Regions from separate parts of the Mus musculus genome. Here region 2 is linked to region 1. Evidence: chromatin contacts called from ENCODE POLR2A ChIA-PET data. All regions are on one chromosome and are shown on one strand. Each heading gives the region's core, a stretch centred on a gene start or an enhancer-like site at or near the end of the contact. The rest is flanking DNA. Distances are from core to core; before and after follow the strand shown.

Region 1 (3,349 bases), core at 226-2,725:
TGGCACAGGTCTCCATAGAACCATCCTTCCTGATGGCTCTGGTCATCCTCTGGTCTCTTCACTCCCATGGCCTCTTGGAGGCTGACAGCTGTAAGGCTGAATGTCAATGAATAGCTGTCTCCAAGGAGGACTTTCATTCTCTTGGATGGTGTGGATTCATCTCTGGCTTTAGTGGCAGCCTAGGCCTCAACCTTCCACTTTTAGTTTTTGGTTTCAAACTGGAAGCTGGTGTAGCCAACGTGCTAGCCCAGGAGAATGTGGAAGCCTCGTATTCACTTAACAGAGGAAGGAGCGGGAAAGGCATGGCAGAGCTCACACGACTTACCTTCACTTCAGGCTCCCAAAGAGACTTTTTCTTTCACTCTGCCTCCTTTTGGGGTCACTATTCACAAAGACCTAGCCCTTGCCTTGCCAAGGACCAGATGAAAGACTGGGCCAGCAACAAAGGAATGCTCGGAGACACTGACCAGGTTGGCTCTGATCCACAAAAGTCCAAGCCTGGGTTCGCTTTTCTCTGCATATGTACAAAGACACCACCGGCAGGGCAGCCCAGATTGCTCATCATGAGATGTGTCGTGAAGAAAGTGTGACCTGAGGGAAGGAGTCAGTGGATACTACAGAAGTGGAGGGAGCTTAATAGGAAGACTAGTAGCATCCTGTAGGAGAGGCTACCAACCTTGTCCTATAGAGGTGCTTCTTAGGCCTGCTATTCCCCAGAAGAGAAAGCCACTATTCTCCTTGGTCCTTTATAGTGTTTCTGAAGGAAATTAGGTGCTTCCTCAGGTCTAGAATGTATGCACGGCGGTGTCTAAATCAGGCACGTTGCTTGTCGGGCCCTCGACAGCACTGTGGGGCGGTAGAGGAAGAGGCCATGGTGACTGGTGAGTTGCTTCTTTTAACTAACTGGGCAGTTGCACACATTTGCTGTAATGCGAAGCTGGGTATTTCTCCAGTTTGATCCTTTGACAGGCTATGTGCTCCAAGGTACATTTAAACTGGTTCCTGCCTAGCAGCTAGGGATCTTTCGGAGAACGATGCTGCCAGAGCAGATAAGTCTGTCGGTTGTGCGCTCAAAAATGGATTTGGAACCGCAAGACGTCAGCGCAGTTTCATAAATGACCTACACTCAAACCGCTGCTGGGGATGACGAAAGGATGTTTTTACATAAGTGGGACAAGAGGCAAGCAAGAGGTCAGAGGAAGTGCGTAGCTGCCAGGGAGCCAGGAGCCGGGGCAGTTCTCCTCCCGCTTGCTCCTCGCAGTGAGACAGCACCTCGGACCTCTTCCACCGAAGTTCACAGCCAAGCTGCACACTAGTTGCTTCTGCCAGCCTGTGACTGCAATTCCCAGAGTGCTATACGTCACCAGCTCCCGGTGCCTTCAACTCCCAGGAGGCTCCGCGCTCTGCTCCCGCGACTCCCAGCGTGCTCCGCGTCTTCGATTAGGCTCCGCCTCCGCTCGGCCTCGGACTACAAATGGACTCTCCAGTTGACGCCACAGCCAGTCAGCTGCTCCGCAGCATCGCAGCCTCAGCGTCGCAGAGGTAGTCGTGCGCTGCGCCGGCTACGGAGGCCGGCAGGGGGCGGCGGCGGAGGCCGTTGCTCAGGGTCCAGAGGCGGGGCCGCGGGCTCCAAGCGCTGAGAGCCGGCGGAGCACGACTGGGCCGCGACGAGGTGCGGGCCGAAGCCATGGGCGACCGCGGAGGCGCGGGAAGCTCTCGGCGTCGGAGGACCGGCTCGCGGGTTTCCGTCCAGGGTGGTAGTGGGCCCAAGGTAGAAGAGGACGAGGTGCGAGACGCGGCTGTGAGCCCCGACTTGGGCGCCGGGGGTGACGCGCCGGCTCCGGCTCCGGCTCCAGCCCATACCCGGGACAAAGACGGGCGGACCAGCGTGGGCGACGGCTACTGGGATCTGAGGTAGCGGAGTGCCTGATCCCCTTACATCTGACCTCTCCAGTGACGCTCCTAGTTCTTAAAAGTTGGCCACAGCTTTGCGAGTTACGCGGCCGGGGCTCCCCTGGGGCTGTACTGGGACACGGGCTTTGGGGAGAGGGTCACTTGCCAAGGTCACCCAGGTGTGGTCGTGTAGCCGACCAGGGAGTCTGGGTAGAGGAGTGGGCAGCAGCCCCCTTTCCATATTGCTTAGGAAAGTAAGCACACCTTGAGGCAGAGTCCCTTGAGGTCCTTTCTGAGGAGTGGGTAGCAGGAAATGTGAGCCCCGGGGGGGTGGGGGGTGGAGATGAATGGGCTTTCTTCAGTGGAAGGAGGCTGATGTTTTCCAGGGAGGGTTATGATGAAGAGTTACCTTTGCAAAAACTACGAGGGGTGTCCTGTGGGTAGAGAAGGCTGCTAGAGGCTCCAGAGGACACACGCCTGTTTGAGGCGATGGGTATGGGCGTTTGCTCGGGGCAGAGGACAGTACAGGAAGCTTTCTAGTACTAACAGGCTGCATGGCTTATTCACCCCTCTTCCAGCAAGTAGGAGGGCCTGAAGGAAGCCCAGCTTATGTTACCAGAATGACTTCGGGCTATAGGGGCAGAGCTGACTACTAAGTGAGACTTTCATCCCGTGGTTGGAGTACCGGAGAGAGGTTTGGTATGAACACACCTATGGGAGAGGCCCTGCTTAGCTGAAGAAATGGAGACTGTCTCCTACAAAGCCGGCCCTGAGACTCTTTTTGGTGATCATCATGGGACCCTTTAGTAGCTCTGGGTTAGGAAGTACCTGAGGGGCTTGGAGGAAGTGGCTATCTAGGGTGGCAAAGTCTGGTTCTCTTTGTATCAACAATCTTTTTCTAGTGGGCACGGTGCCCCCCACGCCCCAGCTGCCCTAGGGTGTTCACAGTTCACCCAGGAGATAAGATAACTTCAGTGTGAGGCAGGTATGGCATATTATGAACAAAGGTCAGGTAAGGAGGCCTTGGAGGCAAGAGTGGGGGAGGAGGTTGGCCCTCCTTAGAGGGATCATGATTTTCTGTAAATCAAAGCTGGTCTTGAGAGAGGCTGGCCTCCCATTTTCCACCTGAAAAGATGTTGTGTGTGTGCGCTCTCTCTCAAACAAACACACAAACAGGGTTTCTCTGTGTAGCCCTGGTTGTCCTGGAACTAGTTCTGTAGATCAGGCTAGCCTCAAACAGCTCCACCTGTGTCTGTCTCCCAAGTGGTGGGATTAAAGGTGCCCGCTGCATCAGAAAAGATGTTAAGGGTCCTATGTCCTAAGGTCCTGTGATCCTAACAATCCCCTATTCTGAATGCCCTCATTGTCCTTTCCTTTAGGAGTCAGGAGTTTGGCTAGTATGACCTCTGGAGCAGTGGGGAAAGTATCTTTTTATCTTTGAGGTCTCAGTTGTAGG
Region 2 (3,349 bases), core at 243-2,742, 150 kb before region 1:
ACCTGAAATTCCCCTGACTTTTCAGCCTGTTTGTTCCCTATGCCCACCCCAAAAGCCTCACCACTCCCAGACGAAGTCTACTCAGCTCTTCTTCCTGTTGCTCCAGCTGTTGTCTCAGCTCTTCCAGCTGTGGAGGAGTCAGAGACAGGACAGAATGCCTTTTTAGGTCTCACACCCACCCAGTCGCTGACAGTCCTTACCTGTCCAAGAATGAGCTGTTCCAACCGCTGCCAAACTCTCTGTTCCTCCTCCAATTGGAGAGGCTGATGTTCCTGGGTCTCATCCCTTGGTACCTCATCCAGGATGGGAGTGGGCTGAGAGGAGCTTTCTTCTTGTGAAAGAGACCCTGGAGAGGGATGAGGCCAGTTACAAGTGAGGAGATGTCTGGCATAGTGAGCAGAGCTAGTTCTGATAGATCCTGCTCCTTCCACTAATGGTGATACTCTTTACAGACCATCTAGAGTGGAGGGCTGCACGGGGCAGGTTGGCTGAGTCCCCTGGAGCAGGGCCTGCCTCCCCCGGGGGCTCCGTGTCCATGCCAGTAGGGCCAAGAGCTGACTTGTTACTGTCAACAGTGGGGGGACTTCACCAGGCTGTGAAGGAAGTAAGAACCAAAGCAGAGGTGTTGGGAGTGAGAGGACCACAGAGGCTAGGGAAAGGAATAATTGCTGGCGACGGTATCGCTCACCTTGCCCAGGTCAGGAGTCGTCCCGCAGCTCTCTTCTGCCCCCAACTGGACGGAGAGGAACTCAGCAAGACGCATGAGTGCCTCTTCCAGGGACACCTCAGCTGCTCCACCCTCCGCTCCTTTCTGGCCATCCTCAGATTCTGAGCAGCCTTTGAGGAGGCCAAGTGAGAAAGGAAAAAGCATTCTGCATTACTAGATGGAGGAGAGGCCTTTCTCCCTCCCGGTGAGGTTACAGTACACCAACTGCAGGTATCCCCCGGACCTTTCCTTCCCCAGCAGCTCCTAGTATGCACCTACCGGCCAGGCTGTTCAGCTCGGACCACAGTTCTGATGTGAATTGATCCGGACGGCGACGACCCCTAGGTTGGCCGCCGCTTTTCTGGGAAGAGAGCATGAGGTGCAAGTGAGGGTACTGGCAGTATGTGCGACCCTTTCGCTTCTGAAATGGGCCAAGGGGTTGGGGCTGAGATCTTTGACCCCACAACAGAGACCATACTGGTCTCTGAACAGCCCTATTTCCCAGAGCAGGTACCTAAGGATTTAAGCTGCACAGGTCAGCCACGACCAAATCTCAGAATGATGGTGGTAACCAACCGTGATGCAGGCCCACTCCGCTCACCTGGGTGGGATCCCCGGGGTCCGAGACCGCCGCAGCCCCGCCATCCCTGCGGAAAAGACTGTAGAAGATGTAGATGAGCAGAGAGTAAAAGGCGTACATGGGGGCGCGGGGCGGCAGAGAGCACCTCTTCGCGCCGCCCCGCGTCCCCGCACCAGGTCTCTGCACCCGCCCGCCGCAGTGCCCATGCGCATGCTCGCGGCGGTCGCCCCCACGGACGATCTTCCACGGGCGGAGGGCCCTCACTGAGGGGCGACTGCGAAGAGCTGCAAAACTTGTACTTAAGGCCCTATCAAGCGGTTTTTAGTCCCTCTTTCGCAAAGACCTCTAGCCGCTGTCTAGTCTCTTTTGGGAATCCCGCATCAAGACCCCCACCAAGAAACGCGCAAGGGAACCGAGCCTTCAGCTCTCAGGTGTACAACCTCTTCTCCCTCGATAGCCCCGCCCAGACTCCACCCCTCCCCGGGAGCCGGACCCAGCCCGGCCCAGACCTCCCCTTCGGTCATAACCTCGCCCCTCCCACAGCTAAGCAATAACCCTTGGAAGCCCCACCCCGGCCCTTCTCACAGCTCCGCCTAGACCCCTCGAAGTGCCGCCTCTTTTCTCAGTCCACGCCTGCTGCCCCGAAGCCCCACCTACATCTCCCGGCTCAGACCCGGGGCGCTTCGCAATGCCAGTGCTCCAGCAAACCCGTGCCGAAGATCATGGGCTGTGACGCATGCCTTTAATCCCAACGCTCAGAAGGCAGAGACAGGCAAATCTCAGTGAGTCTGAGGCCAGCCTGGTCTATACAGGAAGTTCCAGGACAGCCAGGGTAATGTAAAGAGACTATCTAAACCACAAACTAGTACTGAACCTCTGGTCGCCACCTCCGCGCTCCCAGCCCCACCCCTCTAGAGCCTCCGCAGCCCTCCACAGGCCCCGCCCCGCCGCTCTAGCCGGAGCTCCTCTCGTTAGTGGATGTAAGCCGGCTGCTCCAATCCGCGCCTCGGGAGGGCGGGCTAGGAGGCGGGGCAGACTGTTGTGGGCGGGTTCGGGCCTTCAGCTCCGCGTCTCCAGGTGTTGTGCGCTGCCTGTGCTCCGCTGCTGCTTCTTCCCTTCTATCATTCTCAGGCATGGAAGGCCATAACTAGGACCGTGCCCAGACCACAGCAAGAGACAGCTCCTCTTGCCGTTTTGAGTCCCTGGGCTGATACCACGCTTGGGCGCCAAGATTCCAATCCCATTCCCCTTCCCCAGGAAATTAGTCCTTCTTCCTTGCAGGTGAGTCCAGTGACCTCAGGGCTCCAAAAAGTTTGGAACTGAATCTCTTCTAATGTCTACTCAAAGGTCTCTGGAACTCGAGGTTCCTGAAGAGCTCCACTAAGGACTCCAGATCGCCAGCCTCTGTGTGTACTTCTCTCCTAATTTGAAGATTCATTTCCTATCTCCTCAAACTCACTACTATTCAACGTGTCATGGTTTCCAAACCCAGGACTGAATGGAGCACTGTCCTGTCCCACCTGGTATTGGCAGGGGTGTCCCTGCATGCAGCGGTGAGCTCTGTACAGGTGAATATTCTTTTTTTTTTTTTTTTTTTTTTGGTTTTTCGAGACAGGGTTTCTCTGTATAGCCCTGGCTGTCCTGGAACTCACTTTGTAGACCAGGGTGGCCTCGAACTCAGAAATCCGCCTGCCTCTGCCCCCTGAGTGCTGGGATCAAAGGTGTGTGCCACCATGCCCGGCTACAGGTGAATATTCTTACTTTCACAAACTATGTAGATCCCTCCACTAGAAAGAGGATGATGCTCCTCCCATGGGAGGCTGGGACTCCTTAACAGTCCCAAACTCTTTCCTACTTAAAAGTGGCTGCTTTTAAATGGCTTCTTTTCCCTTAACGTGTCTCTCTTTCCCGGTGTCAACAGTCCAGTCGAGGAGCAGCTGCCGGCTTCCTGCTCCAGACCTTTGCTGCCATCATTATGTTGGCCCCAGGGCCGAGCACACATGAAGACTGTCTCGCTGGAGCTTGGGTTGCCACAGTCATCGGTCTGCCTCTTCTGGCCTTCG

The links. ChIA-PET counts read pairs that join two places held with the same protein, here RNA polymerase II (POLR2A).
Region 2: POLR2A ChIA-PET joins it to region 1 with 15 read pairs in embryonic stem cell. The contact joins the promoter of Kifc2 here to the promoter of Dgat1 in region 1. POLR2A ChIA-PET finds 5 or more read pairs at or near these places in 3 of 5 experiments (Patski and embryonic stem cell).

What each region holds. Positions count from the first base shown.
Region 1 is chr15:76,510,120-76,513,468 of GRCm38, reverse strand. It overlaps Dgat1 (diacylglycerol O-acyltransferase 1), which reads left to right and starts at 1,475. Exons shown (of 17, transcript NM_010046.3): 1 at 1,475-1,914. The coding sequence starts at 1,688.
Region 2 is chr15:76,658,724-76,662,072 of GRCm38, reverse strand. It overlaps Kifc2 (kinesin family member C2), which reads right to left and starts at 1,492. Exons shown (of 18, transcript NM_010630.3): 1 at 1,308-1,492; 2 at 986-1,067; 3 at 689-837; 4 at 455-593; 5 at 201-346; 6 at 62-127. The coding sequence starts at 1,406. It also overlaps a transcript of Cyhr1 not described here.